6 separate regions of the Homo sapiens genome follow, and regions 1, 2, 3, 5 and 6 are each linked to region 4. The links are chromatin loops, found by intact Hi-C in ENCODE. Cell type or tissue: PC-9. All regions are shown on one strand. Region 1 overlaps FNDC3B (fibronectin type III domain containing 3B). Region 2 has its middle 23 kb from the start of TNFSF10. Region 3 has its middle 33 kb from the start of TNFSF10. Region 4 holds the start of LINC02068 (long intergenic non-protein coding RNA 2068). Region 5 overlaps FNDC3B (fibronectin type III domain containing 3B). Region 6 has its middle 29 kb from the start of GHSR.

Region 1 (5,000 bases), 240 kb after region 4:
ATTGACCGTCTGCCAAGGAAGCAGGCATTTAGAAGAGTCAACAAGTTTACTTCACATTATTTAAACAGCATCTGGCCCTGAAATCAACTACCTAGATTCTAAAATACTCAATTCAACCTATCCTACATTTTTACAAAAACACATTTTGTTTCAGCGAAAATACGTGAACATTTACGTGTACAGCTGATGCACTGAACTAACATTAATTATTTCTAATGATGATGTAACATTCAAAATTGAAAAAAAAAACTGAGGAACTGATAAAATGGAATGAAATGATGTCTTGTTGCATTCTGGGGAAAATATTAAGGCCTCTGAGCACAGGAGGCTGAGACAGCTGAATGAGGACTAAGGCAGTTACTGTTTGTTTTGGTTTAGGGTGAAAAACACAGTATGGGAAAATAATTTCCTAATTCCAGTGAAAGGTGACATTGGACTAATGGGCAAAACAAACATTAACCTGAGGAACCACTCCAAGAATTCACCTCAGAAAATAAAAACTAAACTTTAAGTTTTATTAATTAGAGTCTATCCAAAACCCAAACTTGAGAAGTTTTCTCTTTAGCTCAAGTAACATGCTAATCTTGAAACTTAGATAAAATCTGCAGGTCTCTTTGTTTTGTTTAATTTGCATTATGTCAGTTTAAAAAATCTTCAGCTCTGCAAATTAAGTACAAGGGAAGTAGCATTTTCCTTTCCAATTTGGAGAAGTAATGTAATCCCAAGCAAATTCTTCTTGGCTAGGCTGATGTGAAAAATCTCTTCATGTTTCCAGGAGTCTGCAATATCCATCAATATACTAATATTATTGATTAAACAAATCAAATAAATCAAAGAACCACATTCTTTATAAATTTTGATTAAAAATCCACCATTAAAGGACCACATTTTACATGCAAATACACTCCTGCTTTAGAAGATCATAGCCTTCTACAACGCACTTTAAATATATACATATACATAATCAAATTTCTACTACAAAATATATTAAAAGAAGAATGACTTTCGAAACAAACCATCCTTAGCTGGGAAGACTTCCCTCATCAGGACTGGCCATCTCAGAGCTCGGGATGTCAAGAGTGTGGGTGTGAGGGAGACTGAGAGGGCCCGCAGGTAAAGGGCTAGGGTAGGAGGGGCCTGAGAAGCAAAAGATGGGCTGGCTTTTACAACACCCCTGCCCTAGATTATCATCTAATTAAGAAAAACATGAAAGAAGAGAATAATCATCAGAAAATGTCTTAAGTACGAAATAATAGCAAACAACGAAAATCCCTTTTGGTGGGGAAAAGATGGGCTCCGAGTAAAGTTATTCATAGAAGGCTTCCTGGAGGAGGAGTCGGAACTGGCCTCCCACCAAGCTCCTGCTCCTGAAAGCTCCTTTGACACCAATGCCACCATTCCAGCTCCAGGCACTGAGACTTGCTCTTCTCATACCCTGCTCTGGAGGCAAAAAAACCTTGAAGGATAAGGTTTCTACAGATAAGATCTCTACCTATAATCTGGTCACAACCCATCTTTGAGTTCATTTCTTCCCTACCGAACATTAACAACAGATTTTCTGATTATTTATTTACTATGTGTCAGGCCCCATACTAGGTACCTGACCTCTTATCAAAATACCCAACAACTCTGTTAAGTAGTGAAAATTATTATCCCCTTTTTAATGGTCAGGAAACTGAGGCACAGAGAGCTTAAATAACTTCCCAAAGTTTGCAGAGACAATAAATGAAGGATAGGATTGAAGTCAAGGCTGTCTGACTCGTCTGCTACCACTGAACTACCCAGAACTTGTCTCCTAGTAAAGCCCATCTCACCTTGTTATGACAAAATGATTTATGATTCACTTCTGGGCAGCCTAACATAGTGCTTACCATATAGTAAGGGCTCAATACATGTTATTTTTAAGCCTTTTTTACTTAGCAAAAGGAGTACAAATGAGCAAAACAAACAAATCTACTTTAAGTTTTGGTTGCCTGCCAGCTCAGTCTGAGTCAGGCATATAATAAGGTTGTTTAAAAAAAAGTAATCTCAGGCAACCTCACTAACTGCTCAGTATGGAGAACAAGGAAGGCAATAGTCCTGGTCTGCTCTGAGCCAGCCAACCAGACCATTCCTGGAGGTCTGGGCACTGCACATCAGCGAGGCCACCAAAAACCTGAAAACATTTAAAGAAGAGGTTGGAGGCAGTTATAGAAAACCTGTGCTAATGAAGACAGTGTAAATGATGGTGGGATGGGTAAATAAGAGACAGCTGACATTATAACGTAATGATGTTTAGGCCCCCTCTGGGGCCAATTGCGGCCTACAGGTGTAGGGCTCAAACACCTGTATTTTGAAAAGGTTCTCCAGGCAACTCTTACATACACTGACATTTAAGAATCACTGCTCTAGGGCCAAGGTTTTCAAGTTTCATAAGCATCAAAATCTCCTGAAAGGCTAATTAAAGCACCAAGTGCTAGGCCCCCCCCCTAGATTTTCTAATTAAGTAGGTTTGGGGTGGAGCCTGATAATTTGCATTTTATCGAGTTCCCAGGTGATGCTAATGCTGTTGGTCCAGGGACCACACTTTGAGAATCACTGCTATTGAGGAAGTTCTAAGGTCAGCAGTTGATTTTAGATATAGAGAGGTTTATCCACAAATAGAATGGACTGCCTGGTGAGTGGAAGCTAGAACCACTGCCCCTGTCACTGAAGATGCTCAAGCCAAGGACTGGGAAGGGGTGATACCAGGTGATCCGATTACCCTCTTATCTTGCCAAATCTGTGACTACTTGGCTGGAAGCACACAGAGCAAAGTTAGGTTTTCATTTTTAATAATACTGTTTTCCTTCAAATTAAAGGACAAATTCAATTTCTAACTCAATTATAAACTTAAAGGAATGCCTTTAAAAGTAGTATTGTAATTCTAGTGAAATTTCTACAGAGTGTGTCAGCAAGCCAATGGGTAGTTTGCTATAATAGCACCCATGGAGAAATGACCGATCCATTGAAGAAGCTTTTTTGCATTAGTACATTTACTAGAGAGGTGTACAACCCTGTCCTGGCAACACAGAGAAAGAATAAGCTTGGTATGAGAACAATATGTAACTGCTGAAGGCTTAAAAAAAAAAAAAAAAGAAAATCAAACAAAAGAAACAAGTCTTTTATCCAAGCTCCATGGTCTGCTTAAAATGTTTCATTCCACATGTTTTTATCTAGAACATCATGATCTGTTCATTTATATTTTAACCAATTTATAGGACAGAAAAAAGGTGAAATAAAAGTTGATTGGGCCAAAATTATACCTTTGGTTCCCTGAAATACTCATTTTGTATTTCACTATAATTACTGCAATTATGTTTTTGAAACATAAAACAACAAGACTGTGGGTTGACCAGAGTTCTATTAATACTATACAGTATACCCAATTGTGTACTATAGAAACTAAAATTCCTAAAGCTATAAACCAGTTGGTCTTAAGTATGAATTATTATTATTATTATTTTTTTTTATTGTTTATATTTCTTTATTGAAAAAATACTCATTTACTGATACGGGCATACCAATATCTTAGTTATAAACATTAGCAAGCAAAAATATTAATTGAACTTGGTCCCTAATATTTAGTTTATGATTTCATGATATAAAATATAAAATGTACTATTATTAAATGATAAATACTGACTCATAAAATGTAATTCAGATTTAGTGAACAATGGATTAAAATTGGAAACAATTTAAATATGATAATTCATATTTGAAATTTTTTTCTATTTGTATATAAACAGAAATGGGTATGTAAAACTGTCCTACATGTTAACCAGAAATAAACTACTATAGAATGATATTGAACATACTTTGAATTTTTAAGGTTTTGATTGATTTTCCTTCATTTGGTAGCCTATTCATTATTTTGAAAAATCAGCCTCTACTTCAAGATGTAAAAGAAAAAGCAAGTATGAATTATTTTTACCTCAAGTATGTAATGTCCAGTTTATAATTTATTGATTGGCCAGCAAAGACTATCTAAAGTTTTTTTTTTTTCCCCAAGATCAAACATTTGCCTTTTCTAAAGCTATTCAATTTCCATCTGTCTAAAATGGTATCTTCAAAGCTATCTTATAAGGAAAAGGTGGCATTCTCCCAATGTGAGTTTCTTTTCACATTCAGCTCAATATACTAGCCTTGGCATATTAACACTGAATTAAATTATTTATGCTGCATTCATAAAATACTTTTTAAATAGGGTCTTGAGGTTTTACTATCCAAATCTAAGCTCACCTTTCCATAGTTCCTACACTACTAAACCATTTCATCTTCTCCATAACAGAACTATCCTCTGAGGTGCTTTCTGGTACGTGGAAGATGTTTTTGATAATTTCAACGGTTACCTGGCATTTAATTAGTAAACAATGATTCTCAACATGTGTTCCCTCAGTTGAACCCCTGAGCTCCAGATATTTTTTTAGAAGTCATTAAACAACTATAGGTTGTTTAATAAAAGTCAACGTATCTCCAATGCCATCCTTTTAGAAATCTTAAAAGTTTTACCATCATTTAAGCCACTGTTAAGGTCGGCACAATTTCTGGAAGAAGCCAAATTCTTGGGCTAACATATTGCCAAAGCCCTTTTATAATTTCTGACTTCAATGTTCAGAGGACTGACTTGAGGATTTGAGTCCACTCTGGGGTAGAGACGGTGCAGGTTAGAGTGGACACAAAACCGTCCAGTGAGTCCCTGAACCAGTGTGGCTTTTTCACAGGTCTTCTGGCCTGAGGGATCAAGGTGAGACAATACTCTGGACATCTGGGCTCTTAGAAACAGCTGGGAGATGACATCCACTTGGTCATTTTCCCCGAGAGGTTTACTTAGATCCCCAAGTGCTGATGTGCTGATGCAGATTTCTACTCCCTTGCACTCACCGGTAGGTGGTTTCTGGAAGGAGATCTTTCATAACATGCATGGTGGTGTTGCCCACGGTAATGCTAGTGTCTCCTAGATCAATGGTGTAAGCAAGGAT
Region 2 (5,000 bases), 50 kb after region 4:
CTCAGAGAGGATACAGTCTGGGTTACCCCACTTTTTCTGTATTCACTGCACTCCTGAGAGGAATCCTAGTGGGGCACGGAGGGGCAAAGGGTAAGAGGCTCTGCTCTCGAAGGAAGAGTTTGGTTGAGGGGTCAATCTCAGGAAAGCCAGAAGCTGGAGCCAAAAGTGCTCAGGTTAAGGAAATCGTGCTTTGCTCAGTAGGCACAAGAGCCTTCAGACAGAATATTTTTATTGAGTGTAGACAATAAAACATCCAGAAAAATAATGAGGCATTTTCAGAAAAAGAGATTCAAGAGGTATTGTATTAGTTTGCTAGGGCTGCCCTAACAGACTGCCATGACAGACTTCAATAATAAAAATGTATTTTCTCACAGTTCTGAAGGCTAGAAGTCCAAGATCAAGGTGCTGGCAGGGTTGGTTTCTGGTGAGGCCTCTCTTCCTAGCTTGCAGACGGCCGGCTTCTTGCTCTGTCCTCCCATGGCCTATTTTCTGTACATGCCCTTGGTGTCTCTTCCTCTTCTTATAAGAATGCTAGTCATATTGGATTAGGGCCCATCCTTATGACTTTATCTGACCTTAATTACCTCTTTAAAGACCCTATCTCCAAATACAGTCACATTCTGAGATACTGGGGGTTAGGGCTTCAACATATGAATTGAGGAGAAACACAATTTAGTCTATAACAGGTATTAATATAAATCAAGCATATTTTTTGACATACGGGCATACGGTCTATCTCCTGAAAATATTTATTAGCCTTGAAGTCCAGACAGTCTTAAGACAATGCTTTTGCGTGTTGTACCTTTGCATATTTACTTCTATGGCATCCTGAAAGGCAAGTTCTTCCTCTTCCCAATCCTAGGATAATGCTATCTGCATTTGGAATCATCACTTTAAAATCATTTAATCAGCAGGGTGCGGTGGCTCACGTCTGTAATCCCAGCACTTTGGAAGACCGAGGTGGGCGGATCACAAGGTCAGGAGATGGAGATCATCCTGGCTGACATGATGAAACCCTGTCTCTACTAAAAATACAAAAAATTAGCTGGGCATGGTGGCACATGCCTGTAATCCCAGCTACTCGGGAGGCTGAGGCAGGAGAATTCCTTGAACCTAGGAAGCAGAGGTTGCAGTGAGCTGAGATTGCGCCACTGCACTCTAGCCTGGTGACAGACTCTGTCTCTAAATAAATAATAAATAAATAAATAAATACATAAATAAAATCATTTCATCATTTAGGAGAGAGTAGATCTCCTCTCCCACAGAGCCTTCCCTCAAATGCTACATCTATACACTTCTGTATGGGAGAATAGCCAATTCAGAGTCTGGAAACCAGAATTCTAGTCATAGTTTTATCTCTAACTAGTCAAGTGATCCTAGGAAAGTTATATCACCTCTTTAGGGCAAGGCAACATTTGGCCTGTAGCCTTCACCTCTGGAAACAAGTTCCCTTTCATTACTCTTCACTGAGAGTCAAAATGTGCAAGGGCCGGGAGCAGTGGCTCATGCCTGTAATCCCAGCACTTTGGGAGGCCGGGGCAGGCAGACCACCTGAGGTCAGGAGTTCAAGACCAGCCTGGCAAACATGGAGAAACCTCGTCTCTACTAAAAATAGAAAAATTAGCCGGGTGTGATGGCAGGCACCTATAATCCCAGCTACTCAGGAGGCTGAGGCAGGAGAATCACTTGTACCCAGGAAGTGGAGGTTGCAGTGAGCCAAGATCAGGCCACTGCACTCCAACCTGGGCAAGAGAGAGAGACTCCGTCCTAAAAAAAAAAAAAAAAAAAAAAAAAAGTTCCCAAAGATCACTGGTCTCTCATTATTTTCACACAGTTATTTTGTAACCAAATCTAACATTCAGATGTTATACAAAATAGAAAACAGATTACTATGGCAAGAGTCCAGGTTCTACTACCTAAAAAAGAAATAGGAAAATGAAACTTCACAATAGAAACTGATTTCAACAGGAGAAAAATGAAACACAAACTTATATTTCCTCTTTGCAGCTATGTTTTGGGACTTCCTCTTTCACCCATCAAAATATTTCTTTAAAAAAAAAAATCTTTCCTTCCAAGTTTTTTCTTCCTTTGTTACTATGACATGAATAAATCACCTTGTAGATTCTCTGTGTTTTGACTGCCTTCTCATGGTCAGGGACTAGAAAGACCTGTTGTGTGGCCATTTGCTATGGTCTGCCCTACCCTGACCCCTCAGTTCCTACATTGAAGTCCCAACCTCCCAGCTGATGGTAGTAAGAGGTGGGATCTTTTGGAGGGTGACTGGATCATGATGGCCAAGCTCCTGTGAATGGGATTAGTGCCCTTCTAAAATAGGCCCAAGGGAGCTCATTCACCTCTTGTCACCTCTTTTCACCTCTTCCACCATGCAAAGACACAGCAAGAAGATGCTGTCTTTGAACCAGGAAAGCTAGCCCTCACAGACACCAAGTCTGCCTTGATCTTAAACTTTCCAGGCCCTGGAACTGTGAGAAGTAAATTTCTGTGGTTTATAAACCACCCAGTTTAAGATATTTTGTTGTAGAAACCCCAACAGACTAAGTCAGCAATGCAAAAAATATTAGAACTAAAGGGACCTTGCACTAATCTCATATAAGCCCTTCATTTTTAAATATGAAAACAAAACAAAACCGAAGTCCTGGCAATTAGCCTACTAAATCCACAGGTAGCCAGAGGTAGAACTGACTCATTGTTATGTCTCCCCAGCTCAAACGTGTTCTTCCAGATCATAAACATTGGCTTATGCTTCTTTCCATCTCCTTTAAACCCCAGACAACTGCTGGGCACATGTAATACTTTAAAAATATTTCTATATCGGCCAGGCATGATGGCTCATGCCTGTAATCCCAGCACTTTGGGAGGCCGAGGTGGGTGCATTACCTGAGGTCAGGAGTTTGAGACCAGCCTGAGTAATATGGTGAAACACCGTCTCCACTAAAATTACAAAATTAACCAGGCTTGGTGGCATGTGCCTGAGGTCCCAGCTACTTGGGAGGCTGAGGCAGGAGAACTGCCCAGGAGGCAGAGGTTGCAGTGAGCCGATATCACACCATTGCACTCCAGCCTGGGCAAAAAAATCAAAACTCCATCTCAAAATAAATAAATAAATAAATACCAAAAACAAAATACTCATATAGCAACAATGCCATTACCCTAAAATGGTGGTAAAGGCTAAAAGCAAAAAATCCTAAAAAGAGAGAAAAGTATTAATGTAATAACCCTAGAACCACGAAGAATTATTTCCAAGTATTAATATAATTTGGTAAAATAATTGTTAGACCCAATGGAATCATCAAGAAAAGCAACCACGTGATTATACAACATGCTCTGCTATAGAATAGAATAAACCTTTCAGAGCTGGAGAGAACCACAGACTTACGTAGTAACAACTCTTAATTTTGAAGGTAAGAAAGCAAAAGGACAAGAATAGCCAAGATTTTCTTGAAGAAGGTGGCAAGAAGGCTTTTTGTTTTTATTTATTTATTTATTTATTTATTTATTTATTTATTTATTTATTTTTGAGTTGGAGTCTCGCTCTGTTGCCCAGGCTGGAGTGCAGTGGTGCGATCTCAGCTCACTGCAAGCTCCACCTCCTGGGTTCACACCATTCTCCTGCCTCAGCCTCCCAAGTAGCTGGGACTACAGGTGCCCGCCACCACGCCCGGCTAATTTTTTGTATTTTTAGTAGAGACGGGGTTTCACCGTGTTAGCCAGGATGGTCTCGATCTCCTGACCTCGTGATCTGCCCACCTTGGCCTCCCAAAGTGCTGGGATTACAGGCATGAGCCACCGCTCCCAGCTAATACATTTTATTATATTAAAATTAACAATTTCTGCTTATTAAAACAAACCACTAAATGAGTGCAAAGAAAATCCACAAAGCACTCGATTATTTGCAACACACATAAGCAGCAAAGGACAAGTATCTAGACTACCTGAAGAATTTCCACAAATTGGCCAGGCGTGTGCCTATAATCCCAGCTACTCAGGAGGCTGAGGCAGGAGAATTGCTTGAACCTGGGAGGCAGAGGTTCCAGTGAGCTGAGATCACGCCACTGCACTCCAGCCTGGGCAACAGAGCAAGACTCTGTCTCAAAAAAACAAACGACAACAACAAAAAAAGAATTCCCACATTTGGTAACAGCAAAACAATATGATAGAAAAAAGCATTAAAAAAATTTTTTGAACAGTTACTGCCAGGAAGATGGAACCCTAATTAAATAATTACATATCAAGAAACAATTACATATTAAAAATATAATTAGGTTGAATATTATAAGGAAATGCAAATTAAAGCCCCATTATGAGGAAATGCAAATTAAAGCCACAGTGACATCCTCTTATACACTACCAGCTGGCAAAACACTCCTACAATACCAAATGAGTATGCAGTGCCACAAGAACTCTTTTACTGCTGGAAAGATGACAAATTGGTGCTAGCTTGTGGAAACTTTTCCCAGTAAAATGACATGAACAAAATCTACAACCCAGGTAAATGTTTATGTGCATCAGGAGACATATATAAGAATGTTCACGACAATACCGACTATTCAAAAATTGAGAAACTTCCTAAAAGCCCATTAACAGTTGAGTGGATTAATGGTGGAATACTTCTACAATGGAGTATAGAAGAGCAGTGAAAATTATAACAAACTACAGCGTTATACATCAACATGAATGAATTGTATGAATAATAAAATTGAGTGAAAGAAGCAAGTCATAAAAGAATATTTATCATATGATTCTATTTACACAGAATTCAGTTGGTAAAACTATTTTTTAAAAAGCAAGAAATTAAATATCACAATAAAAGTCAAGATAGCAATTCACTCTGGGGGCAATGGGCACACAGGGAGTGTCCAAGTGACTGGACAAAGGTAATAGACCTTGTACTACACCAAGGTCTTGTAATATACCAAGGTTCTAATTACAACCTAGGTGTTAGTTTCATGGCTTTATAATTATCACTTTATTATACATAT
Region 3 (5,000 bases), 110 kb after region 4:
GATGGGACGTATCTCAAAATGATAAGAGCTGTTTATGACAAACCCACAGCCAATATCATACTGAATGGGCAAAAACTGGAAGCATTCTCTTTGAAAACTGGCAAAAGACAGGGATGCCCTCTCTCACCACTCCTATTCAGCATAGTGTTGGAAGTTCTGGCCAGGGCCATCAGGCAGGAGAAGGAAATAAAGGGTATTCAATTAGGAAAAGAGGAAGTCAAATTGTCCCTGTTTGCAGATGACATGACTGTATATCTAGAAAATCCCACCATCTGAGCCCAAAATCTCCTTAAGCTGATAAGCAACTTCAGCAAAGTCTCAGGATACAAAATCAATGTGCAAAAATCACAAGCATTCTTATACATCAATAACAGACAAAAAGCGAGCCAAAACATGGGTGAACTCCCATTCACAATTGCTTCGAAGAGAATAAAGTACCTAGGAATCCAACTTACAAGGGATGTGAAGGACCTCTTCAAGAAGAACTACAAACCACTGCTCAACGAAATAAAAGAGGATACAAACAAATGGAAGAACATTCCATGCTCATGGATAGGAAGAATGAATATGATGAAAATGGCCATACTGCCAAAAGTAATTTATAGATTCAATGCCATCCCCATCAAGCTACCAATGACTTTCTTCACAGAATTGGAAAAAACTAGTTAAAGTTCATACGGAACCAAAAAAGAGCCCACATTGCCAAGTCAATCCTAAGCCAAAAGAGCAAAGCTGGAGGCATCACACTACCTGACTTCAAACTATACTACAAGGCTACAGTAACCAAAACAGCATGGTACTGGTACCAAAAGGGAGATATAGACCAATGGAACAGAACAGAGCCCTCAGAAATAACGCCACACTTCTACAACTACCTGATCTTTGACAAACCTGACAAAAACAAGAAATGAGGAAAAGGATTCCCTATTTAATAAATGGTGCTGGGAAAACTGGCTAGCCATATGTAGAAAGCTGAAACTGGACTCCTTCCTTACACCTTATACAAAAATTAATTCAAGATGGATTGAAGACTTAAATGTGAGACCTAAAACCATAAAAACCCTAGAAGAAAACCTAGGCAATACCATTCAGGACATAGGCATGGGCAAGGACTTCATGTCTAAAACACCAAAAGCAATGGCAACAAAAGCCAAAATTGACAAATGGGATCTAATTAAACTAAAGAGCTTCTGCACAGCAAAAGAAACTACCATCAGAGTGAACCTACAGAACCATCAGAGGCAACCTACAGAATGGAAGAAAATTTTTGCAATCTACTCATCTGACAAAGGGCTAATATCCAGAATCTACAAAGAACTCAAACAAATTTACAAGAAAAAAACAAACAACCCCATCAAAAAGTGGGTGAAGGATATGAATAGACACTTCTCAAAAGAAGACATTTATGCAGCCAAAAGACACATGAAAAAATGCTCATCATCACTGGCCATCAGAGAAATGCAAATCAAAACCACAATGAGATACCATCTCACACCAGTTAGAATGGCAATCATTACAAAGTCAGGAAACAACAGGTGCTGGAGAAGATGTGGAGAAATAGGAACACTTTTACACTGTTGGTGGGACTGTAAACTAGTTCAACCATTGTGGAAGTCAGTGTGGTGATTCCTCAGGGATCTAGAACTAGAAATACCATTTGACCCAGCCATGCCATTACTGGGTATATACCCAAAGGAATATAAATCATGCTGCTATAAAGACACATGCACACGTATGTTTATTGCGGCACTATTCACAATAGTAAAGACTTGCAACCAACCCAAATGTCCAACAATGATAGACTGGATTAAGAAAATATGGCACATATACACCATGGAATACTATGCAGCCATAAAAAATGATGAGTTCATGTCCTTTGTAGAGACATGGATGAAGCTGGAAACCATCATTCTGAGCAAACTGTCGCAAGGACAGAAAACCAAACACTGCATGTTCTCACTCATAGGTGGGAATTGAACAATGAGCACACTTGGACACAGGGTGGGGAACATCACACACTGGGGCCTGTCGTGGGGTGGTAGGAGGGGGGAGGGATAGCATTAGGAGAAATACCTAATGTAAATGACGAGTTAATGGGTGCAGGCACACCAACATGGCACATGTATACATATGTAACAAACCTGCACGTTGTGCACATGTACCCTAAAACTTAAAGTATAATAAAAAAAAAGTCATATCCTGCTATAAAAAATAAAGAAAAAGAAAATGTGGCACATATACACCATGGAATACTATGCAGCCATAAAAAATGATGAGTTCATGTCCTTTGTAGGGACATGGATGAAGCTGGAAACCATCATTCTCAGCAAACTATCGCAAGGACAAAAAACCAAACACCGCATGTTGTCACTCATAGGTAGGAACTGAACAATGAGAACACTTGGACACAGGAAGGGGAACATCACACACTGGAGTCTGTTGTGGGGTGGGGGAGTGGGGAGGGGTAGCATTAGGAGATATACCTAGTGTTAAATGACGAGTTAATGGGTGCAGCACACGAACATGGCACATGTGTACATATGTAACAAACCTGCACATTGTGCACATGTACTCTAGAACTGAAAGTATAATAAAAATATATATATTAAAAAAAAGAAAAGGAATGAGTTCACATCCTTTACAGGAACATGGATGAAACTAGAAGCCATCATTCTCAGCAAATTAACACAGCAACAGAAAACCAAACACCACATGTTCTCACTCATAAGTGGGAGTTGAACAGTGAGAACACATGGACACAGGGAGGGGAACATCTCACACTGGGGCCTGTCAGGGAGTGGGGGGCAAGGGGATGGAGAGCATTAGGACAAATACCGAATGCATGTGGGGCTTAAAACCTAGATGATGGGTTGATGAGTGCAGCAAACCACTATGGCACATGTATACCTATGTAACAAACCTGCAGGTTCTGCACATGTATCCCAGAACTTAAAGTAAAATTAAAGAAAGAAAGAGAGAGAGAGAGAAAGAAAGAAAGAAAGAAAGAGAGAGAGAGAAAGAAAGAAAATCCTATCCACAAAGCATGAGGAACATGACAATGCGGTAATCTTATCTTTCAACCCAGTGGAACCATTGCTGTGCCCCCTGGTGGACGCACTCTTCCTTTAAGCACTAAAACTAAATTATTGCTTCTCAAACTTTAGTGAACATCAGAATCGCCTGGAGAACTTGTTAAAACACAGATTTTTAAAACCCACTCCCAGAGTTTTTGATTCAGTAGGCCTGGGTTGTGGTCTGAGAACTTACATATTACACAAGCTCTCAGATAACACTGCGGCTGCTGGTCCACAGAAGACATTTTTTTAAACTTAAAAAAAATTATTGTAAATTGACAAATTATAGTTGTGCATATTTATGGGACACAAAGCGATGTTATGATATATGAATGCAACGTTGAATAATTAAATCAAGCTAATTAACATCCATCACCTCACATACTTGTGATTTTTGTGGTGAGAACATTTGAAATGTACTCTCAGCAGTTTTGAAATGTACAATACGCTATTATTAACTATATCCACTATGTTTTGTGCAATAAATCTAAAAAAATTTATTCCTCTTGTCTCACTGAGGCTTTGTGCCCTTTGACCATCATCTCCCCATTCCTCCATCCTCCAGTCTCTGGTAACCACCATTCTATTCTCTGCTTCTATGAGTTCGATCATCTTAGATTCCACATATAAATGAGAACATGCAGCATTTGTCTTTCTGTGCCTGGCTTATTTCAGTTAGCAAAATGTTCTCTAATTCCATCTATGTTGTTGCAAATGACAATTTCTTTCTTTTCAAAGGCTGAATAGTACCATTTTGTGCATATGTACACATTTTCTTTATCCATTCACCTGTTAATGGACACTTAGTTAGATTCCTTATCTTGGCTATTGTGAACAGTGCTGCAGCAAACATGCAAGTGCAGACATCTCTTTGACATGCTCCTTCCAAATCTTCTAGGTAAATACCCAAAAGTGGGATCAGTGGATCATATGGTAGTTCTATTTTTAGTTTCTTGAGGAACCTCCATACTGTTTTCCATAATGACTATAGTAATTTACATTCCCATCAATATTATACAAGTGTTCCCTGTTCTCCACATCCTTGCCAACAGTTATATTTTCACAGAATACGTTTTGATAATAAAACTATAAATTACTATTGGATGGATAGGAAGCAAGACATTTGAGAATAAGTAATTAGATGTATCATGTTCCACTTGTCTTCTGTCTTCTATTTCCAGCAATGAATTCTGTTCACTATTATGTCCTTCTACTCAGCATTACCTCTGACGAAGGCTCAATTCAAAGATAAGAAGCAAGGCAACATCATGAGATTCACTGGTTTTACCATATCTCTTGTTATCCCAAAGTAGTTGGCTTATAAAAAGGCGGAATGTTTATGGAAGACCCAACTATGGAGCAAACTTGGAGGGAACTCTTTGAAGATGGATTACAGGACTACAGGCTGCAGTATATGATTTGAACTGGTGACCAAAATATGATACTGTTACGCCTACACGTGGTGTGGAGTTACTAATTCAAAGGAAGGAAGGAAGAAAGGACAGAAGGGAGGGAGAAAGAGAAAGCCAAGGAGAAGAAAAAAAGAAAAAAATCACACAGAAACGAAAATTTAATCTAATTGGTAAGTGTAACTACTGGAGTGAGCCTTAGAGGAAAGACTTAAATCTGTTTCCTCAGTTGGTCTTGGATCTTGTAGGTCTCTCACAGCCTGAGTATTTCACCAAGTCAAATGTGACAATGTTTAAAGATATGTATTTTTTTATACAACATAGTCCTTAAATATTAATGAATTACTGTCAGATTGCTTTTCACAAGATTGTTAAGTTCCAAAGTGAGTAAGCAAATGGTAGTAATATCCAAATTTGCCATTGAAAATCTTTCAAATCATCCTGAAATCATCATGACCTCAGCTGTTAGAGGTGATAAAACAAGAATTAACTTCTTTGTTGAGGAGCTGTAGGCTCT
Region 4 (5,000 bases):
GTTGATTCTATCTCTTTGGTATTGTGAATAGTGCTGCAATGAACATACATGTGCATGTGTTTTTGTAATAGAATGATTTCTATTTCTTTGGGTATATTACCCAGTAATGGGGTTGCTGAGTTGAATGGTATTTCTGTTTTTAGGTCTTTGAAGAATTGCCACACTGTCTTCCATAATGGCTGAACTAATTCACACTCCCACCAACAGTGTACAAGCATTTCTTTTTCTCCACAACCTTGTCAGCATCTGCTGTCTTTTGACGTTTTAGTAATAGCCATTCTGACTAGTGTTAGATGGTATCTGACTATATAAGTTTATATAATATACAAATATATAATACAAATCATATCTCTTCCCAGTCTTTCACTCTTAGTGGTGTGTTTTAATTAAACTACTGGCTTTTTACATAACAAAAAATTAACTGTTCTCTTTACTGGTAGAAATAATGAATTCAATGAATCATCACTTTTAATTTTGTTTGACATCAAACTACTAAAATATAACATTATTTTACATATGTTTGCAGAATATTAATAAAGAGAATAGCACAGAATGGAGTTTAAGAGACATTGATTTAGAACACCATGGAAATGAATTGATCTTATCGGGCAAAGTTAGCACCCCTTAACCCAGGCTGGGAACTGACAAGCAAATGCAGGTCCTTTATATGAGAGTGAATGTGGTTCAGCCTAAATCCACCACAACTGAACCAAAAATGCAAAAAGGAATTCTTGGATAGAAAAAAAAGCATTATCAGAGACTCCTTTTTTTTTTTTTTTTTGAGATGGAGTCTCGCTCTGTTGCCCAGGCTGGAGTGCAGTGGCACAACCTCCGCTCACTGCGAGCTCTGCCTCCCGGGTTCACGCCATTCTCCTGCCTCAGCCTCCCAAGTAGCTGGGACTACAGGTGCCCACCACTACGCCCAGCTAATTTTTTGTATTTTTAGTAGAGACGGGGTTTCACCGTGTTAGCCAGAATGGTCTCGATCTCCTGACCTCATGATCCGCCTGCCTCAGCCTTCCAAAGTGCTAGAATTACAGGCATGAGCCACCGCACCTGGCCCAGAGACTCCTTCTTATCTGAGTTTTCATTACTTAAATTCCTCTAGAACATGATTATATAGGAATATTTGCCATTACATGAAAGTATTCACTCATGAACCGAACACCCATAAAATTGTTCCCCTTTCAAACAATCTTCTCTGCTTAGCTTGAATGACTATCCCTGATCACAAGTCAAAACTTTTTCAGCCTAACTCTTATTGCTTGTAGAATACTGTAAACATCTGACAACACAAGTCAAATAGATGGCAAAGTGGAGTTGTGATTCTTGCAAAAGATGCAGAATTTCATGAAATTGATGAAAATAATGTTGGAGAACTGCTCCAACATCAAGTATAGTCACGTGTCAACAGACTAGGTAAAAACTGAAGAAAAAAAACGGACAAGGAATCATATAAATTAACACTAAAGAAGAGTAATGGGTAAGGATGATGATACAAGAAATGCTTCCAAAATGTACCAGCTTAAATGTCAGGGAATTTTTTTAATCCCTTTGGAAAATTGATGAAAACCCTTGATTTAAAAAATGTTTTTGGTAAAAAAGATCCCCTTTGATGGTGTTACCGAAAGGTAGTATGAGCTAAACAAAGTCGCACTGTGCCATCCTATAATTTTGTCCAAGAAAATGTGTCCTCTTCATGCCAAATCAACTCCTCAACATTCTTTGGGCTAAGAATTAATGCATAGTTGCAAATAACCATATACATTTTGTTAATTTTAAGATAATTATTTTTATTATTTACCTTGAAATATGCTCTTTATTGTAAGAGGATTAATTAACTTTGGCCCTTTCCTGGTATCATTTATCCTTGGATACTGAGTGCGTCTTATAATTCTGTTTTCTATGAAGAACTTTAGAGATGGAGCTTGTTTGTTGTATTCACACTTGTATGAGGCATTTTGTAAAGAAGTTCTTTACTTTGCAGATAGATAGCATAATAGAAGCACAGGGCAGACAGATGATCTGCAAAGGTCACACTAACAGTGTTTACATTTATGTCTGACTCCACTGCCTACTCTCTTTAGGTCAGAATGCCTCCTAGGCCCTCAAAAGCGGAGGCAGCCAGAAACCCAGCATTATTCTTTCTAATCCTCAGTCCTGTAAATGAGAAAATGATGTCTTACTTTTATAAAGTACTACTAATAATAGGGTCTGCATAGGGTACATGAGTGGCAAAGCACCTTCACAAACATATCATTTGGTCTTCTCTTATCACCCCAGGAAGTGGTGAAGAAGCAGGCAAGTGGGAAACTGAGGCTCGGAAAGCTAAAATGGCTTGTCTGAGGACCCACAGCTCAAAAACAGCAGTGTTGTGCCTGAAACTTAACACTTTTAGACTGTGGTGCCGAGTTCTGTTCTCTGTACCTCTCTGGTTTTTGGCATGAAAATAAAGCAGGGAAAGTTAGCAAAGAAATTCATTAACAAAGTTACCATTTAAATAACCTCTCCATCAAATACATGGTCTTCATACTGCAACATTTCCAGGTGAATAACTTTGGTGTTTCTCTTCTGACAGTGGCGTTCACAATACATACAAGAGGGAGCTTGGAGATCACACATTTCCTTACCTTGGAGGCTGAAGAAGATCCTGGTTTATGAACTCTCTGTTAGTAAGAAAACCAGCAAAAAGGCCTTTCAGATTCTCCGTCCCATATAGTGTGCTATTCAGGAGAGCCGATAGAGGGCGGTTACTGAACACAGATCGTGTGAAAATTAACAGCTTCCGAACTGATTTCTTTGCATTGGCTTTGTCAGTTTTACTTTCTATTTCTTGGGAAATATTTCTATTTCTAGTTCTATTAGATTTCTATTTCTATTCGTTTCTATTTCTTGGGAGTATGTCAGGGGAAGGCCAAGATCATAGCAGCAACGCAGACAGGATTTATGAAGTCTGCTTACCATTTCTCATAGAACTCTAGATTCTCCAAGCCTACAAGATTCTCCAAGCCTACAAGATTTATTCTAATAACCCCTGAAGTTAATCAGATTCATCTTATCCCTGACTCCTCACCCCTCTTCTCTCACCAATACACATGTCCTCTTGCTCCTGGTAATAACACAAAAACAACATGGTTAAATTTTGGACTGAACAATTACTAGGCAAGAGAAAGCACAAAATCCTTTGGTCTTGCACAGCTAATGGTAAGCAGCAACTGGAAATAAAAACAAATACACATTATGAGTTCAGCTATATCTCAAGTTAGTTTTTTTGCTTTTGCTTTTGTTTTCTTTTCCCTGCTCTATTAATGAGTTAATCAATTAAGATTTTCTTTCCTTGCATGGAAAGATTTTTGGCTTTGTTTTTAGATTAAGAAAGCTTTTCTCAGTTTCTTAGTTAATTATGAACATGCACTATCACATCATCTTGGACTCAATTCAAAAACTTATCTAAAACATGTAATTACTGGGAAATTCCAGATTAATTTCCTGCAAGTTTTAGTTAGTTAACGATTGTGTTAAACACTTAAGAGAGCAGCTCCTAGATGACTAAACCTGCTCAGCTGAAATCAAATGCTCTCATGCTTCCCTGAATGGACACACACAGAGTCTCTTCACCTGAGGAATAAAGTGTAAGGTGAGGACCCGGTTCTTACCTAAGAGAACAAAATAGCAAAGACACCTCTATAGCTTTGAGAATACGGACATGTTGGGCCGGGTGCGGTGGCTCATGCCTGTAATCCCAGCACACTGGGAGGCCGAGGCGGGTGGATCACCTGAGGTCAGAAGTTCAAGACCAGCCTGGTCAACATGGTGAAACCCCATTTCTACTAAATATACACAAATTAGCCAGACGTGGTGGTGGGCGCCTGTAATCCCAGCTACTCAGGAGGCTGAGGCAGGAGAATTGCTTGAATGCAGGAGGTGGAGGTTACAGTAAGCTGAGATTGCGCCATTGCGCTCCAGCCTGGGCAACAAGAGTGAAACTTCATCTCAAAAGAGAAAAAAAAAAGGGATACAGGCATGTCTTCTTGAGTTCTGGGTGAGAAAGAAAAAAAAGAATACAGATATGAAAGCTAGTATATACTCATGTATATATGAATGTATATACATTATATAAAGGTATTTATCTTGAGAGCTTATTGTTTTAATAATAATTCTTTTCCTATGGAGAACTCAAAATAATATATTGAGTCCCTGTCTGCATTGCCTTGGCGGGGAGGGAAGGTCGGAAAGAGAGAGAACAGGAGAAACGAAAGTTCACTTCAGGTCCTAGGTCACGTGGTGAATTTGGCAGAGCTTGACCGGGAACGCCTGCTTTTGTTAGACTTTGAGACTTGTAGGAAAACACTCCAAACAAAGGCCTTAAGACAAATCTACCAGTTGAGGTAGGAAATCCACTGAGATATTTAGTAGACAGAACTTGATAATTTCTTTCCTTTCATATTTTCATTTTAGATCTTCAGAACTTTTATTCAGGGGAGAAAGGCCCAGGTAGCTGCTGCTGTTCAGCTTAAGGCTAATCTGACCTTCTATAACAGGAGTTCAAGTCCCAGAAATCCCTAGTCCTCCATCAGAGGTAAGTAAGGATGGCAGCTGAACCCAAGAAAAGGAGCATGAATGATTAACTCTTCCTTCATTTCACCTCAGAAAATGGGGGCTGGGCGCAGTGGCTCACACCTGTAATCCCAGCACTTTGGGAGGCTGAGGCAGATGGATCACTGAGGTCAGGAGTTTGAGACCAGCTTGGCCAATGTGGTGAAATCCCATCTCTGCTAAAAATACAAAAATTAGCCAGGCGTGGTGGCGTGTGCCTGTAATCCCAGCTACACCAGAGGCTGAGGCAGGAGAATTGCTTGAACCCAGGAGGTGGAGGTTGCAGTGAGCTGAGATCACGCCATTGCACTCCAGCCTGGACAACAAGAGTGAAACTCCATCTCAAAAAAAAAAAAAAAAAAAAAAAGGAAAGAAAGAAAGAAAAGAAAAATAAAATGTGGGGA
Region 5 (5,000 bases), 260 kb after region 4:
ACAGGACCCCAAATTGGCACAATTTATTATACTTTAGACATAAGTGGTAGGAAAAAATAGTCTGCTAGAGAGTTCTGTACATTTGTACTTGTAATTATACATGTTGTAAACTGCTGGACACAACAGGAAACGCTAATACAGCTTAAATCAATGCTGTAAAAACATCAGGACCCACACAGGACAATGCAGCAGAGGTGGTTGCAAACAAAGACGAGAAAGAATTCCATGTGATCTTATAAACCATTCTTTGGTTTAAATTCTAAATGGAGCACAAAATTTTTTTCCCATGAATAAAGTTGAAAACTTTCTGAAAAAGACTGGCTGTTCTTGAAATACTCCCTAGAAATGTGTCCCCTGAAGTGCGGGGGATAAACCATGTGTGTGGCACCATCAGGAAGAGGAAGGTGAGGGACAGTGTTGCGGGTGTGGATGGGGGGAATGACACACATAAAAAACCTGGGTCAACATACTTCAAGAAGAATATGGACATCCTCAACAGACAAAAACGTATATGGTCTTTAGAAGAAAGCTTTGAAACTTAACTACAAAGCATAAGTCTTCATCTCCAATTGTCCAAATTGTCAATGTCAATGTGAAGGTTAGTTCACTCACCCCACTCTAAGTGGACTTCTTTGTGCTTTGGTCTACCCAAAACCCTCGGTGGTCGACATTGACCTGGTGCAATGCTTAGTGTGCGAACAGGGAGACTTTCAGAACACTGCAGGAGAAACACCAGAGAGAACCATCTCTTAGTTACTGTGAATTTATCAGACCTCTACATATCAGGCAAATTCCACCCCATAACTGCAAATGTTACCGAAAAGGGGTTACACACTAAATGTGTGCACATTATGGTATGCTTTTAATGTAATTAAGATCTTCATATAAATTTATGTGTGTGTGTTTTAAGGGTGGCTATAGACTTCATATGGCACTGGGAAAAACAAGAATGATTATTTTTGAAGTTAGATTAGCAGACATGAGTACTGTATATCCTAAGCACACAATTCTTTTCCTTCAAATCAAAATTAGAAAGACCCTTCATGAGGACAGAAGAGAACACAAAACGACAGCTGGATGAAATTTTAAAATGGTACCATAAATGGCCAACCACTCACATACAGAGCAGAAAAGCAAATAAACTCAATATTAATCAATTGATTCTGACATCAACCAGCAGGTACTGTTAATGCTAAAATAAGCAGTCCTTTATTTTGCAGGATCTGGTTGCGTAAGGCTAGTGGTATGGAAGCTGACCTACTTCCTGAGACGGGAGAAAATCAGGTAGAGCTATACAGCTCAGCCACATTCAGTTTTCTTCCTGAGAAGTGGCACAGAGGAAATGAACTCTATGCATTTGAGCAGTTCAGCCTCAGTGCCACCTTGTGTAGTGCCTCACACATAGGAAGGACCACTGATAATCTCAGCTTTGATTTGGATTTACTCCACCTGGGAGGCATTCCAGACAGCTTCGGCACTGTATAAAGATGGTCCAGCTGGACCTTCTCCTCACAGGCAGTGTCTACATGGGCAGTCTAGATGCCCTAGTACCATCCTTGGGGGCAAAAGAAAGTAAACACAAAAACTGATGTTGCAAGTGGGTTGACTAGAAAAGTTAGGCCTTCAAATGGCAGGTATTCTCTTGAAAAGTCAACCCAGCACAGGGCTGTAAGCCACCATCTCTCCTTCTCTTTCATTTTAAATGTTTAGTGGTTTCAAATCATAATGTTAAATATCTCTACAGTGAAAGTATCTTTTGGCATCTCGTTTCTCATTCACTTTTCTGAGTGTAAGTTAAAACCATTTAGATAACAATTATTTCTAGAGTACTCCATGTATATTTATTAGGTTGTTTTGCGCCTATGAGAGTACTATGTGGTTGAAACTAAGGCTCCTGACATGTTAACAGGTTAGTCTAAAGTCATATAAATAGTAGAAACAAAAGAATGGATGCTGCCTACAGATGTGTACGTTGGGTACCACACAACTTCAGGAGGTGCCACTCAGCTCAGTCATCATGGATTTATATTGTTTTTGCAACAACTTTCCAGCAGATGGCAGTAAAGTACCTTGAGGAAGGTATGTCTCAAATTCTTAAAATTGATAGATGTGGTAACAGCAGTGCTGTGCAGGTCTTATCTTTTTACTCTAAAATCTATAGTTTTTTAATCATTGCAATAACCGAGGTCTCCTTTATTTAGTCAATGCAAATTCCAGACAATTTTCAACTGTCACAGGTGATTATGTCAAAGCCTTCTGAGAAATGAGTGAGTGACAAATGTACCCGAAAATACCACAATTCAGTAGGGAATCATTTAGGCCTATCTTATACCTCTAAACAGCAATTCAGAAAGCTCTATTTTTCATTTCCTGACATGATACTATTAGGTTGCATTACCAAGATACATTGTTTAAACTGCAATTTGCTTCTGATGTTATAGACAGTTTGTCCGAATTTGATCAATGAGGTTTACTTTCATATGGAAACAAAACCAACCTGGCTGTGTCCGCCGGTACTGATGCAGCATGCTCGGAGTTTGTACAAAGTGCCTGGTTTCAAGTGGGTGAAGGTGTATTCGGTAGCCGACCCACTGTAGGCCACTTCCCACTGATTCGCTGTAAAACAAGACTTATGCATGACTTTATGCCTCTTGTAAAAATGTAGCATATCAGCCATTGCTGACAAGAAAAAGCTCTATGTTTTCATGAAAACCAACATCTTCTTTTTCTTTTTAAATAGCCAGAAAGCTCTTCCTTTTTCTTTTACAAAGTTAAATACCAAAATAACATTGAGTCATTTTTAATACTTAGTGTTGCTGGCTAGACTACCTATTATCACCACAATTACATTTGCTATGAGGTTTGGATGTGGGAAACCATAATGAAACGTGCCGCTGGCATGGAGGGAGTGGTAGGAGACACAGAACAGGGGTGGGCAAGCTATCAAATGCTCCTGGTGTGAGGAGGCCTCAGGGGCAGCCAGGCACGGGGCTACTTCTTGGCCACGAGGCTTCTGGCAAGTCTGGGGTGGTACGCAAGAATTTCTCCCTGTTCTTATCTGCCTAGAGGTCAAAGGAAGTGAAATCCTCTTTTAAAAACTGGGTCTTTTGACTGCCTTCATGGAGCTCCACTTAAAAGACAAAAATTACAGGCGGTGGCTCACGCCTGTAATCCCAGCACTTTAGGAGGCCGAGGTGGGTGGATCACCTGAGGTCAGGAGTTTGAGACCAGTCTGGCCAACCTGGCGAAACCTTGTCTCTACTAAAAATACAAAAATTAGCTGGGCATGGTGGTGGGCACCTGTAATCACAGCTACTTGGGAGGCTGAGGCAAGAGAATCACTTGAACCCAGGAGGCAGAGGTTGCAGTGAGCCGAGATTGCGCCGTTGCACACCAGCCTGGGCGACAGAGTGAAACTCTCTCAAAAAAAAAAAAAAAAAAAGACAAAAATGCCTACGGGGGTGACAAATTAAAGACCAAATGTGGCATGACCCAAGTGATCTGACCGCTTTGTGGAACTGAAGAGAGAAACGGTCACCAGGAGTCTGGGTGCCCCCCAAGGCTGATGCCGTCAGAAGCAAGGGCACCCAGGGCTGCCTCAGCCGCCTGCCTGACTCACAATTCCAGGCCACTGGGAGGCTCTTCACTCCTCTGTTTTATTCCCACTCACGCTGTGTTTCCAGTTGACCACTTTACAAAAGCCTTTTACTACATGAAGTTGTTTTAGGGGAAATGCTTTTTCTATTCCCTGGTATTTTAACTAGAGTAACTTCCACAAATTCCCCCAGCGGCTTATTAGTTTAGATTCACAACAGAGTCGCATGCACTAAGGCCATATGAAGAAAGGCAATAGCAAAGGCAATTATCCTGATATTACAGGTCAAAAAAACCTGTACTGAAAAGGTGACTGGGAGCAAGGATTACTGAAAAGATTCAATCACTCACTCAGCCATGCAGTCACAAAGTTGTTAACTGGAAGTCCAGAAGGGCCCCTACTTTTGATTTGTCATCAGTAGCTAAAGGGAGCCATGAGAATTCAAAACATACTTAAATATTCACAACGAGCCACTGGCATATACATGACTTCTAACCTAGTTGGGTTTTTCTAATGAAGAAAAGCTAAACCAGGTTTTTTGTTTGTTTGTTTGTTTTTTGTTTTTTCTTCCGAGACAGAGTCTTACTCTGTCGCCCAGGCTTAAGTGCAGTGGTGCGATCTCGGCTCACTGCGACCTCCGACTCCTGGGTTCCAACGACTCTCCTGCCTCTGCCTCTCAAGTAGCTGGAATTACAGGCACATGCCACCACACCCAGCTAATTTTTGTATTTTTTCTAGCAGAGACGGGTTTCACCATGTTGGCCAGGCTGGTCTCGAACTCCTGACCTCGTGATCCACCCATCTCGCCTCCTAAAGTGCTGGGATTACAGGTGTGAGCCACCATGCCCAGCAGTTCTAAACCAGGTTTTTAACCACAAAATATGATTTTATGTTTAGAACAGCTGTGCTCATCTCAAAAGAATTCTCATGTTTTCAGCTTAAAATAGGAACCAACAGACTTAAAAAAATTCCAGGTGGTTCTCATGGTACAGAATAAAAAGCCAGCCACACATCAGCACTGCTTGCTTGTAAAAGTTTTATCAATGCTCTCTGTTTTTGGCATTAGCATGTGCCATTTAAAAAAAAATTTAATGGTGGGCCGGGCGCGGTGGCTCACACCTGTAATCCCAGCACTTTGGAAGACCGAGGTGGGTGGATCACGAGGTCAGGAGATCGAGACTATCCTGGGTAAAACGGTGAAACCCCGTCTCTACTAAAAATTCAAAAAAAATTAGCCGGCCTAGTGGTGGGCGTCTGTAGTCCCAGCTACTCCGGAGGCTGAGGCGGGAGAATGGCATGAACCCAGGAGGCGGAGCTTGCAGTGAGCCGAGATCACGCCACTGCACTCTGTCGCCTGGGCGACAGAGCGAGACTCCGTCTCAAAAAACAAAACAAAACAAAACAA
Region 6 (5,000 bases), 120 kb after region 4:
TCCTTTCCCGAGGAAGGAACTCAGATAAAACAAAGGTAAGTTTCACACTGTAAGATCAGAAAAGTCTATTTCTACGTTTATCCAAAGAAAAAAAAAACCCAAAAACTGTTCATGGGACTATTGGGTTGGATTCATTAATTTTATGTGGGTTCATAGGGCTGGTTCTCTGTAGTATCTTTTTTTACACCTTACACATACATTATAATTTTGCAGTTTAAATCTTACCTGAATAGTGTTGGTAAGCATGCCAAACCAGGGATTTGGGGGGGTAATGCACTACTCTTTGGTCCAACCAACATTTTTAAAAACTTTATTGGATCTTATAAATTGCACATGAAAGGTATGTTTTTTATTATGAGTGAAATGTAGAAATGTATGAAGAAAAATGTTAAAAATCTGTAATCCCCCCACTCCCTTCCCATCATGAAGGATCCAATATTAAAACTCTGTGTCCTGGCTGGGTGCAGTGGCTCATGTCTGTAATCCCAGCACTTTGGGAGGCTGAGGCAGGTGGATCACTTGAGGTCAGGAGTCCAAGACCAGCCTGGCCAACATGGTGAAACCCCATCTCTTTCAAAAATAGAAAAATTAGACAGGCATGGTGGCAATGCACCTGTAATCCCAGCTACTTGGGTAGCGGAGGCAGGAGAATCACTTGAACCCAGGAGGCAGAGGTTGCAGTACAATCTCCAGTGAGACTCCATCTAAAAAAAAACCAAAAAACCAAAAAACTCTGTGTCCTTTCATATGTTTCTCCCTGTTCCCAATATTCTAGCTTAATTAATTTTTTGTTTTACAAATGGAAATATATATACATACATATATAGGTATATGCATATGCAGTTGTGTATAAAACTCAGCAACTCATTCCTTTAATAGTACATAGACTCCTTTCCAGATCAAAGTATACAGATTTAATTGGTTCTTTTAAAATACTGCATAATAACTCATTGAATGAATAGATTATAATTTATTCCAAGATTTGATTGTTCCCAATTATTTGTCACTACAAATAATGCTACAATAAACATTTTTGTCATTGATCTCAACATTCTGGATTCCAAATTGGGATTTCTGGGCCAATTTAACATTTTAGATGTTAAAAATACCTGTCTGGCCTGGCTGAGACAGCACATATCTGTAATCCAAGCATTTTGGGAGGCTGAGGCAGGTGGATCACTTGAGGCCAGGAGTTTGAGACCAGCGTGGGCAACACAGGGAAACCCCATCTCTACAAAAAAATGAAAATAAATAAATAACTCCCTGATTACTTCCTTAATCTTTTGTAGCACATTACACACCTAGCAACAGAAAATGAGAATGCTCTGGTCCCCACATCATCACCAGAGTGAAATATTACTATTTGTGTTCCTGTTTGCCAGCCTGATGAGTGAAAACAGTATCTAATTTTTGTGTTAACCACCAACATTCTTTACCTGCTGCTTCCATTCTGGTCAGCAAAGGTGGTGCAGGTACAGTGGCTTCCTAAGCACACTGCTTCTCAGTACCTCCTGGTGAGCATTTAAAAATGCTGATGCTCAGTCTTCCTCAGAGACCTACTGAATTGGAATCTTCCTGTGTTTGTTTACGTTTTAATTTCCACAAGTGATTCTGATACAGCTAACTTGGCACCTGTTCACTGACAGGCAACTGAAAATCACGAATAGAACCTATGTAGACTTGAAAAACCTACATTTCAAACCCTGTGGTGTGCGAATTAAGTATTTAAGAAAACAAGATACCCAAGTGATCATTCTGATTAAATGTTCAAAAATTCAATTCACCTGCAACATTTTAATTCTATGAATTGTTTTAACAAGGGATGATGCCTGCATGTTACTTCCTCTGCTTCAGAAACTAAAGCCTAAGATACGGGAAGCAGCTGTGGACTGGCTATTTTTGAAGGACAGTTTTCTGGACAACTGTGGATTCCTTCTTGTAGAACATGAATACTGATCTTTTTGACAATGAAATAAGGTCAAGAGAGTCTTGGCCTCTCATCGCTGGACTCTGTCCCATCCAACCTCCTCACTTGAAGCATAGAGAAAAAACTGCTACTCCAATTTTTATCAGAATGGACCTAGACAGGGCGAGGGATTTCTAAAGACAATGGCCCTTGAGGAGAGGTCAGCTCAGCTGTTTGAGAGGCGTGAATAGCAAGGCAGGGACATTCTCTCCTCTCTCCTTGAAACCAGACAGGGGGCAGCCACCTTGTTACCACACACTATGAGCTGCCACCAGGTGGCGAGTTTCCCTTATTTTCCTCAAAGCCCAAAGTACTTGAGAGAGAATAAAATGACTTCAAATTCTGGTTAAAATGAAAGTGAAGAGGAGTAGTTTATATCTGGACCATAAGTAATCAGGGATGCAGACGAGATAATCAGAGCATTGTACCGACATGTCCTGATTGAGATCTTGCCACCAATGGCTTCTGGTAGTTATGTCATATCCTCTCTGTGTCTCCGTGCCTTATTTATTCAAATGGGGATAATAACAAAACCCAACTTGTAGCGGTTATTAGGAAATGATTAATATGAGTGACGTGCTGAGATACGGCCTGGCAAGTTCTAAGCATTCAATATGCTTAAAAAAAAAAAAAAAGAGGGAGGCGGAGCTTGCAGTGAGCCGAGATCGCGCCACTGCACTCCAGCCTGGGTGACAGAGCAAGACTCCGTCTCAAAAAAAAAAAAAAAAAAGGAAAGAAAAGAAAAGAAGACGAAGAAAACCTCTGGTACAGAGGTTTTACAGCCTCATTTTAATTGCTTTCATGCTGATTTTGATTTCAGATTTCTCTTTATTCTTAAAATCTCCCAGAAAGTCATATTGACGTCAAAATTGGAAATGACCTAGTTAAAATAGATAAGTATAAAACAGGGCTCAAGTACGTCCTGTTTTGAGAAAAATCAATGTATAAAACCCTCAAGTTTAATAAAACAGATAAATTTAAGAGATTACAAAAGAGCATTTTAGAAAGAAATGAATAGCAGTCTTTCTTTAAAAGTAAGCTTCCTTTCTGCATTAAGAATTTGGTTCAACTTGTGAAACTCACTTGCTCCTAACTGCCCTGTGAAGTGAGATGAACGCATCCTTAGGATACATTGGGAAGATGAGCATTCTGCTTCTGCAACGCCTGCTTCCCCTTTTTGCACACGTTCCCTTCCCTACAAACTTGCCACACTGCCTGCCTGCCTGCAACCCATCCCCTTTTGTCTCCCAATCCTCTCCCTCCTGGAGGGGCACAGGCAATGGATGAAGATCAGGAGGATATACAACACAGTCCATGGTACAGGCTGAAGGGTGGAGAGGAGTCCTCCTCTTTCCCCCAAGCTCCAGGAAGCTCATCACATGAGTGGAAAGTTGGAGAGTGACCTGGGCGCGGTGCTGTTTACACTTGGGCAGACTTCTGGTTGGGGGCAACTTTAACTCCAGGGAGTTAATAATAATCATGTGGGCAGGGCATGGTGGCTTACCCCTGTAATCCCAGCACTTTGGGAGGCGGAGGCGGGTGGATAACCTGAGGTCAGCAGTTCGAGACCAGCCTGGCTAACATGGTGAAAACCCATCTTTCCTAAAAATAGGATGTGGTGGCGAATGCCTGTAATCCCAGCTACTTGGGAGGCTGAGGCAGGAGAATCGCTTGAACCTGGGAGGCAGAGGCTTCAGTGAGCTGAGATCGTGCCATTGCACTCTAGCCTGGGCAACAAGAGCAAAACTCTGTTTAAAAAAAAAAAATCATGTGGAAGAGGAGGAGGAGCCGTCTATTGAACTCTTTCTCTGCTATAGTTAGTTGTTGGCATGCTCCCTCAATTCCCAAAACACCTTGTGTGGCCCTGTGACATGGGGACAGAGATAAGAAACTGAGGTCACAGAATTATTATAGTCAGTGAAAAGTCTTGGCCTTAGGTTTGTCTCAAGTGTTAAACTACTACTGGGATGGAATATGTCCAAACCGAAAAAGGGGTTAGGTGAGATGAGCGTTTCTATGTAATTCTGGGGGAAAAAAATAAAAAACCACAGTGTTAGCCTAAGCTCTACTCACACGAATACAAACATAATCTGCTTCTGAGACACTTGCGCCCCTAAATCAAAACCGAAGTCCCTTAATATTCTCTCTTCGCATGTTCTCACTTATATGTGGGAGCTAAATGATGAGAACTCATGGACATAAAGAAGGGAACCACAGACATGGAGGCCTACTCAAGGGTAGAGGGTGGGAGGAGAGAGAGGAGCAGAAAAAATGACTATTAGATACTAGGCTTAGTACCTGGGTGATGAAATAATCTGTATAACAAACCCCCATGACACAAGTTTATCTATGTAACAAACCTGCACATGTACCCCTGAACCTAAAATAAAAGTTTAAAAAAAAGAAAAGAGAAAAAAAGAAGACAAAAGAAAAAAGACAGTTTAGTGTAACATATTAGCATAAATTTGGCATCAGATCTGTGTTAGAAACCCATTTCACTGCTTAAAATCTGAGTAATTTGGGGAAAACATCTCTGAGCCTCCATTTCTTCCCTTATAAAATGAGAATATTATCTACTTCTAGCATTAAAAGAGTTAACTGAGTTAACATATGTCACCAAATTTATATCAGGGCCTTGTGGCCTGGTCTCAGTCTCCATGTGATATTCAGATGAATACAATCTAATATCTGAAAGTAAACAAAAGTGATTTCAATCTTCATACTCATGTCTCTTAGACTATGATGTGGGAATGAATGCCGAACCCACAACATCTCTTAAAATTTTTTTCTGGTTCCTTTGCTCTGTCTCTCATTCCATATCTCTCCCAAAGTGTTGCTCCCATTCCCAAAACAAAACTTCCTTGAAAACCTGAACTTATTTTCCTCCTTGCTCACCCTTTTCTTCCAATCTCTGTTTTTTCTTCTCTCTATTGAGGAGAATTTGACCACATACTCATTTCCAATTATATTTCTTTCTGAACTTGACTCTGTTTCTGCATCACAAAAGCCTGCAAAGGGATTAGAAAGGGTGAGG

Evidence for each region. Hi-C counts contacts between places; a loop is a spot of excess contacts. Peaks named below come from ENCODE experiments on the same cell type or tissue, not always from the same donor. Only the 100,000 strongest peaks of a DNase experiment are listed, where the experiment ranks them.
Region 1: a loop joins it to region 4, with 4 times the contacts of the local background. A loop is called at or near these places in 3 of 110 quality-filtered maps.
Region 2: it touches region 4 in a loop (5-fold over the local background); 17 of 110 quality-filtered maps call a loop at or near these places.
Region 3: it touches region 4 in a loop (8-fold over the local background); 94 of 110 quality-filtered maps call a loop at or near these places.
Region 5: a loop joins it to region 4, with 4 times the contacts of the local background. A loop is called at or near these places in 9 of 110 quality-filtered maps.
Region 6: a loop joins it to region 4, with 6 times the contacts of the local background. A loop is called at or near these places in 39 of 110 quality-filtered maps.

Annotation. Positions count from the first base shown.
Region 1 is chr3:172,352,986-172,357,985 of GRCh38, reverse strand. It overlaps FNDC3B (fibronectin type III domain containing 3B), which reads right to left. Exons shown (of 26, transcript NM_022763.4): 22 at 4,903-5,000. Among named protein-coding and RNA genes, the nearest start is that of GHSR, 93 kb to the left of the region's middle. In PC-9, no CTCF peak of the experiment used is centred here; a DNase peak (open chromatin) is centred at 1,975; H3K27ac peaks cover 2,365 bases.
Region 2 is chr3:172,543,980-172,548,979 of GRCh38, reverse strand. No RefSeq gene overlaps it. Among named protein-coding and RNA genes, the nearest start is that of TNFSF10, 23 kb to the right of the region's middle. In PC-9, no CTCF peak of the experiment used is centred here; DNase peaks (open chromatin) are centred at 2,139 and 2,739; H3K4me3 peaks cover 315 bases; H3K27ac peaks cover 2,073 bases.
Region 3 is chr3:172,488,427-172,493,426 of GRCh38, reverse strand. No RefSeq gene overlaps it. Among named protein-coding and RNA genes, the nearest start is that of TNFSF10, 33 kb to the left of the region's middle. In PC-9, CTCF peaks have their summits at 2,910 and 3,117 (motif pointing left); a DNase peak (open chromatin) is centred at 3,116.
Region 4 is chr3:172,594,040-172,599,039 of GRCh38, reverse strand. It overlaps LINC02068 (long intergenic non-protein coding RNA 2068), which reads left to right and starts at 3,433. Exons shown (of 4, transcript NR_146714.1): 1 at 3,433-3,637; 2 at 4,459-4,579. RefSeq lists a silencer at 2,627-2,921. In PC-9, CTCF peaks have their summits at 2,539 and 2,754 (motif pointing right); a DNase peak (open chromatin) is centred at 2,729; H3K4me3 peaks cover 525 bases.
Region 5 is chr3:172,338,729-172,343,728 of GRCh38, reverse strand. FNDC3B (fibronectin type III domain containing 3B) reads right to left here. Exons shown (of 26, transcript NM_022763.4): 17 at 2,498-2,616; 18 at 613-718. Among named protein-coding and RNA genes, the nearest start is that of GHSR, 110 kb to the left of the region's middle. In PC-9, CTCF peaks have their summits at 1,844 and 2,051 (motif pointing right); a DNase peak (open chromatin) is centred at 2,058; H3K27ac peaks cover 1,520 bases.
Region 6 is chr3:172,474,725-172,479,724 of GRCh38, reverse strand. No RefSeq gene overlaps it. Among named protein-coding and RNA genes, the nearest start is that of GHSR, 29 kb to the right of the region's middle. In PC-9, CTCF peaks have their summits at 2,048 and 2,250; a DNase peak (open chromatin) is centred at 2,254; H3K4me3 peaks cover 932 bases; H3K27ac peaks cover 343 bases.